2 separate regions of the Homo sapiens genome follow, and region 2 is linked to region 1. A link is an interaction called in ENCODE POLR2A ChIA-PET data of the cell type or tissue named here. Cell type or tissue: GM12878. All regions are shown on one strand. Links, peaks and the distances in the headings refer to the core of each region. The heading gives the core; the rest is flanking DNA.

Region 1 (5,384 bases), core at 267-5,266:
GTTTTAGTGATTTGGTTAGGTTCAAGCTTCAAGTCCCAACTCCTCTTTGGGATGTTGTTCTAATGTCAGTTTATTTTTCAACATCTTTGCAGTCCTATTTGGGTCTATTCCATGTATGTGCCACTTCATAGCCAGTCTGGTGCCTGAACGGAGTATCTGTTAGTTCGGTTTTCAAAGTCTTTAATATTGTGAGTAGGGTCATATTCTTGCATGTATAGGTTAGGGGGCAAACCTAGGGATTCATAAACAACTTTGTGGTGTTGCTTTTCCCAGTTCTTTCTCTGTGATCTTCCTGAATGTTTCCCCGGGTTTTTTATTTACTTATTTATTTATGTTTTGACACGGAGTCTCACTCTGTCGTCCAGGCTGGAGTGCAGTGGCATGATCTCGGCTCACTGCAACCTCCATCTCCTGGGTTCAAGCGATTCTCCTGCCTCTGCCTCCTGAGCCGCTGGGACTACAGGCGCATGCCACCACGCCTGGCTAATTTTTGTATTTTTAATAGAGACGGGGTTTCATCATGTTGGGCAGGCTGGTCTCGAACTCCTGACCTCAGGTGATCCGCCCACCTCGGCCACCCAAAGTGTTGGGATTACAGGTGTGAGCCTCTGCGTCTGGCCTCCCTGGTGTTTTTTGAGACTGAGACTCATCATGTTGCCCAGGCTGATCTTGACTCCTAGCTTCAAGCAGTCCTCCTGCCTGGGCCTCCCAAAGTGTTGAGGTTACTGGTGGGAGCCACCTCACCCAGCCACCTTCTTTTTATCCTCTGGCTAGAAAGCTGGGCCTTTAATAAGCTATTCTGTGCTGTGCACTTTTGTGACTGTGTCTAGCTAGAGATTTATTCATTTTTTTTTTGATCTTCTCAAAGAACCAGCTTTTGATTTCACAAATTTCTTCTGTTTTTCTTATTTTTTCGTATTTTTTCTTTTGCCAAAGCCAAATATTTCTAATTTTTTTCTATTTAATCGACTCTGTTTTTATTATTTGCTTCTGCTTATGTTGGGTTAAATTTGCTCTTGTTTTTTCTAATTTCTTAAGGTGACTTCTATTAAACATTTCCATTTTAAAAATAGTTTCCATTTCTTCATTGAGATTTTCTGTTTCTTCTTAAAAAAAATTTATAGCCTTTTACTTATTTTTTTGTGGAGAATCTGGGTCTCACTGTGTTTCCCATACTAGTTTCAAACTCCTGTCCTCAAGTGATCCTCCTGCCTCAGACTCCAGAAGCACTGGGATTACAAACTTGAGCCACAGTGCCTGGCCCTTATTTGTTTTTTTTTTTTTTTTTTGAAACGGAGTCTCGCTTTGTTGCCCAGGCTGGAGTGCAGTGGTGAAATCTCTGCCCACTGCAAGCTCCGCCTCCCGGATTCATGCCATTCTCCTGCCTCAGCCTCCCGAGTAGCTGGGACTACAGGCACCCGCCACCACGCCTGGCTAATTTTTTTTTTTTTTTTTTGTATTTTTAGTAGAGATGGGGTTTCACTGTGTTAGCCAGGATGGTCTCGATCTCCTGACCTCATGATCTGCCTGCCTCAGCCTCCCAAAGTGCTGGGATTACAGGTGTGAGCCACCGTGCCTGGCCCCCTCATTTGTTTTTTTGTTGCCTTTGTGTTTTGCTTTAAATCCTTTAGTGTTACATAATAGTAACTTGTTTTGAAGTCTCAGCTACTTACGTCATTGTTATTAATATTTCTGACTCTTTTTTTATTGATTTCTTTCTCCTGTAGGTCATGGGTTAGTTTCCTGCTTGGAATTTATAGTAATTTTCCTCCCATAATTTTGTATAGTATGGATCCTAGGATATTTAATGTCTGGATCCTCTTGCCTTTCTTAATAGAGTTTTGTTTTGGCAGACAATTTGCTTGTTTATCAGCTTATACTTTTTGAGGCTTGTTTTTAAGTTTTAATAAAGATGGGTTGATATGGTTTGGCTGTGTCCCCACCCAAATCTTATCTTGAATTCCCACGTGTTGTGGGAGGGACCTGGTAGGAGGTAATTGAATCATGGGGGAGGGTCTTTCCTGTGCTGTTCTCATGATAGTGAATGAGTTTCATGAGATCTGACAGTTTTAAAAAGGGGAGTTTCCCTGCACAAGCTCTCTTCTCTTGTTTGCTGCTATATAAGGCATGCCTTTCACCTTCTGCCATGATTGTGAGGCTCCTCCAGCCTCATGGAACTGTAAGTCCAATAAACCTCTTTGTTTTGTAAATTGCCCAGTCTCAGGTATGTCTTTATCAGCAGCATGAAAATGGACTAATACATGGGTCTAGATTAATCTTATTCCTAAGGTGTGAGCTTTCTGGATCTCTGCTGAATTCTGCAGTCTTTAACGTAGTCTCTTAACTTGATACTTGGAATTCAAATGTCTGCCAGCCATGCATGAGCACCAGTAGTTGTTAGGCTCATGCTACTTGGTAATTGTTCTTTGCCCAGCTTTCATAGACCTTTGCTGTGTACCTGTTCAGCCTACTCTGTGTGAGTGTGTATATGTGTGTATTTTTTATTTTTGAGACGGAGTCTTGCTCTGTTGCCCAGGCTGGAGTGCAATAGGGCAATTTTGGCTCACTGCAACCTCCACCTCCTGGGTTCAAGCGATTCTTGTGCCTTAGCCTCCCGAGTAGCTGGGATTACAGGCATGCACCACCATGCTTGGCTAATTTTCCTATTTTTAGTAGAGATGGGTTTCACCGTGTTGGCCAGGTTGGTCTCGAACTCCTGACCTCAAGTGACCCGCCCACCTTGTCCTCCCCAATAGCTGGGATTGCAGGCATAAGCCACCGCTCCCAGCCTCAGCTTAGTATTTGACGGAGGATGGAGGATTCCTGTGGCAGATTTCTTTTTCTTTTCTTTTCTTTTTTTTTTTTTTTTTTTTGAGATAGAGTTTTGCTCTTGTCACCCAGGCTGGAGTGCAGTGGTATGATCTTGGCTCACTGTCACCTCCAGCTCCTGGGTTCAAGCGATTCTCCTGCCTCAGCCTCCTGAGGAGCTGGAATTACAGGCGCCTGCCACCATGCCCAGCTAATTGTTGTATTTTTAGTAGAGATGTGGTTTCACTATGTTGGCCAGGCTGGTCTCGAACTCCTGACCTCAGGTGATGCACCTTGGCCTTGGCCTCCCAAAGGTCTAGGATTACAGGCATGTGCCACTATGTCTGGCTAATTTTTGTATTTTTAGTAGAGACGGGGTTTTGCCATGTTGGCCAGACTGGTTTTGAACTCCTGACCTCAAGTGATCTGCCCTCCTCAGCCTCCCAAAGTGCTGGGATTACAGGCGTGAGCCACCGTGTCCAACTCCTGTGGCAGATTTCTGAAGCCTCTTCTATATATAGTTCTCTGTAGCACCCTGCCCCATAAATTCCAGCAGTTTCTAATTCTCATATCTACTCAGGTCAGTGAGACTGCTAAGCTCTGTTTAGGTCCCCCACCCACACCCCTACACCTCTTACACCTATTCTGCAGTCTGGAAGATGCTTCTAGAGACAAATAGGGATTTTTCTTGGGATTTACCCTGCTTCTCTTCTGAAACGGTAGTCCTGTATTGGCTTTTGTCCAACAGCTGAAAACAGCTATTTTATGTTTACTTTCCAGTTTTATAGTTGGCAGGAACCTCATCTAGTGTCAGTTATTCTTATACATTTGGGAGCAGAAGTCTCAGAGTGTATGGTGCCAGAATTTAGCACATGCGACTTTATTATCTATTAGAACAATTCAGTCTCTTGTTTTTTGAGGCAAGTCTTGCTGTTGCCCAGGCTATAGTGCAGCAGCCTTGTCCTCCCAGATTCATGCAATCCTCCCACCTCAGCCTCCCCAGTAGCTGAGACTACAGGTATGTACCACCAGGCCCAGCTAATTTTTGTATTTTTTGTAGAGACAGGGTTTCACCATGTTTCCCAGGGTTGTCTGGAACTCCTGCTCAAGCAATCTGCCCACCTCCACCTCCCAAAGTGCTGCAGTTACAGGCATGAGTCCAGCCCAGTTTGTTTTAATTATATCCTGGTTTGCTTCTTTGCTTCATTGTTTCTATAGCAGAGTGTTAAAATTTTAAATGTTAATTCCTGTTGAAAAACAATAGCCTGCATTATTCTTCTAGTATTTTTGAAAGTATTATGTTAGATTTTGAACTAACATATGCAGGTGTTACAGGTAGGAGGACAAATAGATACTCTGGCATTTCTTCCATAGCAAGGGAAATCCTTATTCACAGTTTTGAAATTTCAAGAACTCCCCAAACACAAGAGTTTCAGATGAGGGAATGTAGACCTGTATTTCTGTTTAATGCAATGATTCTTCTGTGGAGAACTGAAAATGTCTGTCTACTGTGTCACTTTATAAAACCTGTTTTAAGTGAATTGAATGTAAAACATATGTTGAAAGTATACCATATGTAGTATTTTGCATTTCACTTTCCGTAAATAAAAGCAAAGTAAGTTCCCTAAAAAGTTAGTTTAGGGCCGGGCGCAGTGGCTCACGCCTGTAATCCCAGCACTTCAGGAGGCCGAGGCAGGGGGATCACCAGAGGTTGGAGTTCAAGACCAGCCTGGCCAACATCCAAATTGGATATTTTTTGTTACTTTTTCCTTTCTATTCTCCTTTGTAATAAGTGACCTATTATAGAAGTAGTGCATTTCGTGAAAAAAATTGAGATCTATTTACTTAAATGCACGTTGGTTCTTGTTGAGGAGAAATGAATTAGTAGTAGTTATTTGGAGGGGCCTGCCATTCTGAATTATTTTTACAGCTCACATTGACAGGAGATAATTGAATTAATGGCATTGAATATAATTTCAATAAGGACATAGCTGAATTTCATTAATTGAGAACATAATCATTAGGATCTAAAACTCAGTTACTGTTCTAAGTATGATGAAGTAAAAAGCTAACTGCTGTAATGTAAACATATCTCATTCAAGGGGCGGGGGGTTTAGTTTTTAATTTTCCTGTCAGTTATTTGGAGGGGATTATCTAGTTTAATTTTGTATGTTCACTTCTCACTTTATTTTGGGCATTTTTATTGTCCATTTGATTATAAGACTGGGTAAGCAATGTAACAGTTGAATTTGTTGATTAGAAGATCTTTTAAAAGATAAAAATTTTGGGTTTAATAACCTTTAACATTTAATAAAATTTCTGTAGGTGATGGAAAGAGCTTTTAACCAGGAGTCAGAGAGCCTAAATTATAGTCTTAAATTTTGCCACTAGTTAGGTATGTAATCTGGGGTAAGTTACTTGTTTTCTAAATTTTACCTCTACAATAAGGATTAAACCTTTTGTGCTTATGGGATTATCATGCTGATTAAATGTTACCGAGGAGTCTCTTTGAAAAACATACGATAAACAAATAAAGGTGTTTCCAGTCACACCACCAAAAATACCAATTGGAATCC
Region 2 (5,370 bases), core at 1-5,000, 54 kb before region 1:
AAATCTATCAGTGGATGCCAAAAATCTTCAAGACCCATTAACGTTTTCTAGAAAATAAGTCTTTTTTTTTTTAAACTAAGTGTACTAAAAACACAAAAGCACTTATCAGACACCCTATGGCATTTGTTGCTGAAATGTCTACCGGCTGGAGATTAGCCTTGAGCCGAAGCAGCCTCAGAGCCAACACTGGCTTCCTCCTGTAAATCATCTCCAGCAGAGGACTCTGACTCAGCTGGAGAATTTTCTTCTTCTAGTTCAGCATATTCATCAGAGGTTTCGTTCTTTGTTGTATCTTTATCATTATCGATGGTGACAGCTTCATCCAGGGCAGCATTTGTAACCTCTGGGGTTGTTTCAGGGTTTACTTCCGTGGTTTCCCTCGCCGCTGCATCTGTGACCTCTGGCCCGGTTTCAGCACTGACTGCTGTGGTCTCCGGAGCAGCCTCCACGTGACCTGGACAGGCAGATGCCTCTTTTATGACCACAACTGTAGCACTGGGACTTTCTTCAGCATCTACCACCTCAGCTTCCACTATAAGTTCTTCTGGGGCTTCTGAACTTGCTTTCTCAGTTTCCGCAACATTCTCCTTTTCACCTTTAAGAATTAGTCATTAAGCAAGGTATTAATTTAAAGATCGTGGGAAGGCAATGAAACACTGCGGTCGTTTAAACACCTAAGACAGAACTACATGCACTGATGTGTAACAGTCTTCAAGGTAGACTCTCAAGTGAAACAGCAAAAAAAGAACAATGTATACAGTCTGCTACTATTGTTAGGGCAAAATGAGGTTGGAGCAGGAGGGGGGTAAGTTGTATGCCTAGATAATTGTATTTGCAAAAACTCTCCAGGAGGATTCCAAGAAACTGGTTCTATTGGTTGCCTCTTGGAGGGAAAATGGGGGATCTGCTTTTCTGTAAACTCTTTGAACTTAAAAAAAAACACACTTGAATATATTACTTAGGCAAATATGAAGAATACAAAAATAAGTAGCTATCCTATTCACCTTTCATATGAGACAGCATGGAAGAGTAGCCAAGTTCCTAGCTGGTGACTCAGAAATCACTAATCCTCTCTCAATCTCATTTTTGTCATCTGTAAAATAGGGTATTGATAATATCTACTGCACAGGGTTATTGTAAAGATTAATTAAAATACTGTATATGAAAAGGGGATTAAAATAAAAAGTTCTATGCAAATGCTTATTAGTATTATAAACAACCGCATGATTATATTCAATAATATGTATTGATGATATTCTGTTTCTTATTATTGTCATGACAGGTTAAAACTGATTCATAAGCCCCTAATATCTCTATCCCTAAATAGTGATCATAGTAATTGATAATAATAGCTTGGAAAAAAGTATGGTTTAAAGCAAGAAGTGGCTAGGCATAGTGGCATATGCCTGTAATCCCAGCACTTTGGGAGGCTGAGGCAGGAGGGATCACATGAGGCCAGGAGATCAAGACCAGCCTGGGCAACATAGTGAGACCCTGTCTCTGCAAAACATAAAAAATAAATTTGCTGGGTGTAGCGGTGCATGCTTGTAGTCCTAGTTGCTTGAGAGGCTGTGATGGGAAGATTGCTGGAGCCCAGGAGTTCAAGGCTGCAGTAGGCTATGATTGCACCACTGCACTCCAGCCTGGTTGACAGAGGGAGAGCCCGTGGAGGGAAGGGGGAAAGGAAGGGGGAAGGAAGGGAGGGTGGGAAAAAGAAGTGTAGGAAGGAAGGAAAGAGTGAAAATATAAAGTTTCTGTTCCCATGGTCACCATTTTATCAACTGAAGGACTCATTATACACAACTGATTCTATTATGTCAAATGTACCTTGTTTGCACAAAGGCACACAGGTGGTCTTAGCCAAAACTGAAAGATAATTTGTTATATTATTATTTTTAGATAATGAGAAAAATGAAAGCTCATGCCTGCATGGGTGGATGCCTGAGCAGGGGAAAATAATATTACCACACAAAGGAGTCAAAAGTCACTGGTCAGCAATATAAATGTAAAACATTCATTTGTCAAATGCATTCATCCAAAAGGTGTAACAGTGTTCTTCAGGTTTCAGTTGAACTTTTCCTTTCTAAATGAACTTATACCTAGAGTCATTCTGGATTAAGCTAGGAAAGAAGCCAAAAGCAAATAGTGTTCATTGCTAGACTAAGTGGATGGAAATTAGTGCCTCAAAAAATAAATAAAAATAAAAAATTAAGAAATTCATTTACCTTGAAATGGATGTATCTCTGCTTTTGTTTTTTCTTTCAAATTTGTTTTATGTTCTGTGTGTTTGGCTTGGTCTGATGTGACTGTCTTGTAAGCCTGAAAGTAAATGTATGCTTAGGTTTATTTCTTGAGCTTTAAGATTTGTCACGCCACATCCAAAGGTACACTCAAGTCTCCCTGTAATCACCATTAGAAGTTTAAACCATAATCCCAGTGTAGCAAAGAAGAGAAATCAGTGCACACCACTTACTCTTTTACTTCCCTTTTGGAAATCTTTGTTATTAAATAGAATGCTTTAAAAAGGAAGAAAGGTGAGACAGGGGATGAGGAGAGAAAAACTACCTATTGGGTACCATACTTATTACCTGGGTGACAAATCAATCTATACATCAAACCCCCATGACACATAATTTACCTATTAACAAACCTGCACATGTACACCTTAACCTAAAATAAAACTTTTTAAAAAGGGAAGGAAATAGATGCACTATCTTAGCCAAAGATAACTAAAAACAAGGAAGAAAAAAATGAATTATGCTACAACCAGAATATCCTGACAGGCATATACAAATATTTTCTAGCATTTATCCTTGAGAAATGGAAATCTAGGTTCACATGAAAACCTGTACACAAATGTTCATGGTACCTTTATTTGTAATAGTCAAAAACTGGAATCAGGCCGGGTGCGGTGGCTCATGCCTGTAATCCCAGCACTTTGGGAGGCTGAGGTGGGTGGATCACCTGAAGTCAGGAGTTCGAGACCAGTCTGGCCAACATGGTGAAACCCCATCTCTACTAAAAATACAAAAACAGCCAGGCATGGTGGTGGTGCTCGCCTGTAGCCCTAGCTACTCAGAAGGCTGAGGTGGGAGAATTGCTTGAACCCAGGAGGTGGAGGTTGCAGTGAGCCGAGATCATGCCATTGCACTCCACCCTGGGCGACAGAGCAAGACTCCATCTCAAAAAAAAAAAAAAAAAGAAAAAAGAAAGAAAGAAACAGTATTGGGAAGAAAGCTATTTTAATCACAGACAAAATGTGCAGGCTTCCTTTCATTTTATATTTAAGTAGTCTTCTTTGGCCTGTATTCATATTAGAAAATGATATAAAAAATGAAAATCTCATTATTCAGTTACTATTGTTTGTATTAATTTAGCTTTTAAGAAAATGTTGGTAGTGGTTTAACTTTTAATGGTAAGATGATAGATTTCTAAAATTTATTTATATATAGTGTCTTCTAAATTTTTAACCATCAGAAACCAAGTACCTTATTTAAAAATTGTACTACTTAATTACAAACAATTTTACAGTGTAAAAATTATGCTGTGAAAATAGAATGTCTGTAATGTCGGGGCCGGGTGCAATGGTCCACACCTGTAATCCCAGCACTTTGGGAGGCTGAGGCCAGCGGATCACCTGAGGTCGGGAGTTTGAGACCAGCCTGACCAACATGAGAAATCTGGTCTCTACTAAAAATACAAAATTAGCCGGGCGTGGTGGCGCATGCCTGTAATCCCAGCTACTCGGGAGGCTGAGGCAGGAGAATCACTTGAACCCTGTAGGCAGAGGTTGCAGTGAGCCGAGATCGCACCATTGCATTCCAGCCTGGGAAAGGAGGGAAACTCCGTCTCAAAAAAAAAAAAAAAAGAAAGAAAGAAAAGAAAAGAAAATCTGGGTCAAGCCTGTAATCGCAGCACTTTGGGAGGCCGAGGCAGGCGGATCATGAGGTCAGGAGATGGAGACCATCCTGGCTAACATGGTGAAACCCCATCTCTACAAAAAGTACAAAAAATTAGCCAGGAGTGGTGGCGGGCGCCTGTAGTCCCAACTACTCGGGAGGCTGAGGCAGGAGAATGGCGTGAACCCAGGAGGTGGAGCTTGCAGTGAGCAGAGATCGTACCACTGCACTCCAGCCTGGGCGACAGAGCGAGACCGCGTCTGAAAAAAAAAAAAAAAAAAAGAAAAGAAAATCTATAATGTCGGGTAGAAGTGATGTAAAGTGACCCTTTTATAGCAAACTTCCCGGGGTTTAGTGAACTCAGACTTGAATCATTTGGCTTTGAAACATACAGAGCAAATATGATCAACGGGAATGATAATCAACATTTTCTGTATAAAAGCAAGGAATATTTTCCGAGTAGGGTGTGTGTTCCTGACACCTTGTAGGACCAATATGATAAGTCAGTATCCCCAGTTCTCAGTACACAAACCGAACCAGTACACAAGTTCACATCCCTGAAAGGATCATTCCAGGAACAACATTCCAAGGGACATTAGTCTCATTGCTCAAGGGGCTAAAACACAAGGCAAGAAAAAAGACTAACTTTAGGGAGAATTGAAGAGATACAATACTAGAATAATTCACCCTAATGTGTGGCCCAAAGAATCTAGGTTTTCCAAATCCAGCACAGTCGAGCACAGAGTAGAATAAAGGCCTATTAAAAGAGAGGGTCTCAAATTTAGACTTTGGCAGTTATTTACAAATGATATTAAGTATTTATTAAGTATAAGCATTTAAAATATACTACAATTTTTATAAGCCAGTCTGGTACTACTTTTTAAGATATACCAGACCAGGCCGGGCATGGTGGCTCACATCTGTAATCTCAGCACTTTGGGAGGCCGAGGCGGGTGGATCACCTGAGGTCAGGAGTTCGAGACCAGCCTGGCCAACATGGTGAAACCTCATCTCTACTAAAAATACAAAAATTAGCCAGGCGTGGTGGCAGGCGCCTGTAATCCCAGCTGCTCAGGGGGCCGAGGCAGGAGAATCGCTTGAACCCGGGAGGCGGAGGTTGCAGTGAGATGAGATTGCGCCATCGCACTCCAGCCTGGGGGACAAGAGATACCCAGACCCTCAAAAAAACTGGAGTGATCTGGGCCTCTTTCAGATTCCAATGACCCCTAATAGTCGAGGATTTTGATTGCAAATGGAAAACTGCTTTTGGCTACTAAGCATCTGTGGGGTCAATTCATAAAAATCTAATATAGAGATTATTTTAGTACAGGACATGAAATGGAAGGGGAGAACAAGTATACAGGTTTTGGAGTGCCTTACATTCAGCATTTCCTCCTGAAAGTAGCCTAAGATTCCTGGCAATTAAGGCTTCCAACATTTGAGATTAAAATCACATAAACTTAGAAATGGA

What was found. ChIA-PET counts read pairs that join two places held together with the same protein. Peaks named below come from ENCODE experiments on the same cell type or tissue, not always from the same donor. Only the 100,000 strongest peaks of a DNase experiment are listed, where the experiment ranks them.
Region 2: POLR2A ChIA-PET joins it to region 1 with 5 read pairs; 5 of 35 experiments call an interaction of 5 or more read pairs at or near these places.

The regions. Positions count from the first base shown.
Region 1 is chr4:139,320,201-139,325,584 of GRCh38, forward strand. All of the region lies in intron 1 of NAA15 (N-alpha-acetyltransferase 15, NatA auxiliary subunit), which reads left to right. Among named protein-coding and RNA genes, the nearest start is that of NDUFC1, 20 kb to the left of the region's middle. In GM12878, for the core only: no CTCF peak of the experiment used is centred there; no DNase peak of the experiment used is centred there; H3K27ac peaks cover 379 bases.
Region 2 is chr4:139,266,447-139,271,816 of GRCh38, forward strand. MGARP (mitochondria localized glutamic acid rich protein) reads right to left here. Exons shown (of 4, transcript NM_032623.4): 3 at 2,226-2,319; 4 at 1-595. The coding sequence ends at 153. Among named protein-coding and RNA genes, the nearest start is that of MGARP, 11 kb to the right of the region's middle. RefSeq lists enhancers at 1-900, 239-568 and a silencer at 709-808. In GM12878, for the core only: no CTCF peak of the experiment used is centred there; a DNase peak (open chromatin) is centred at 445.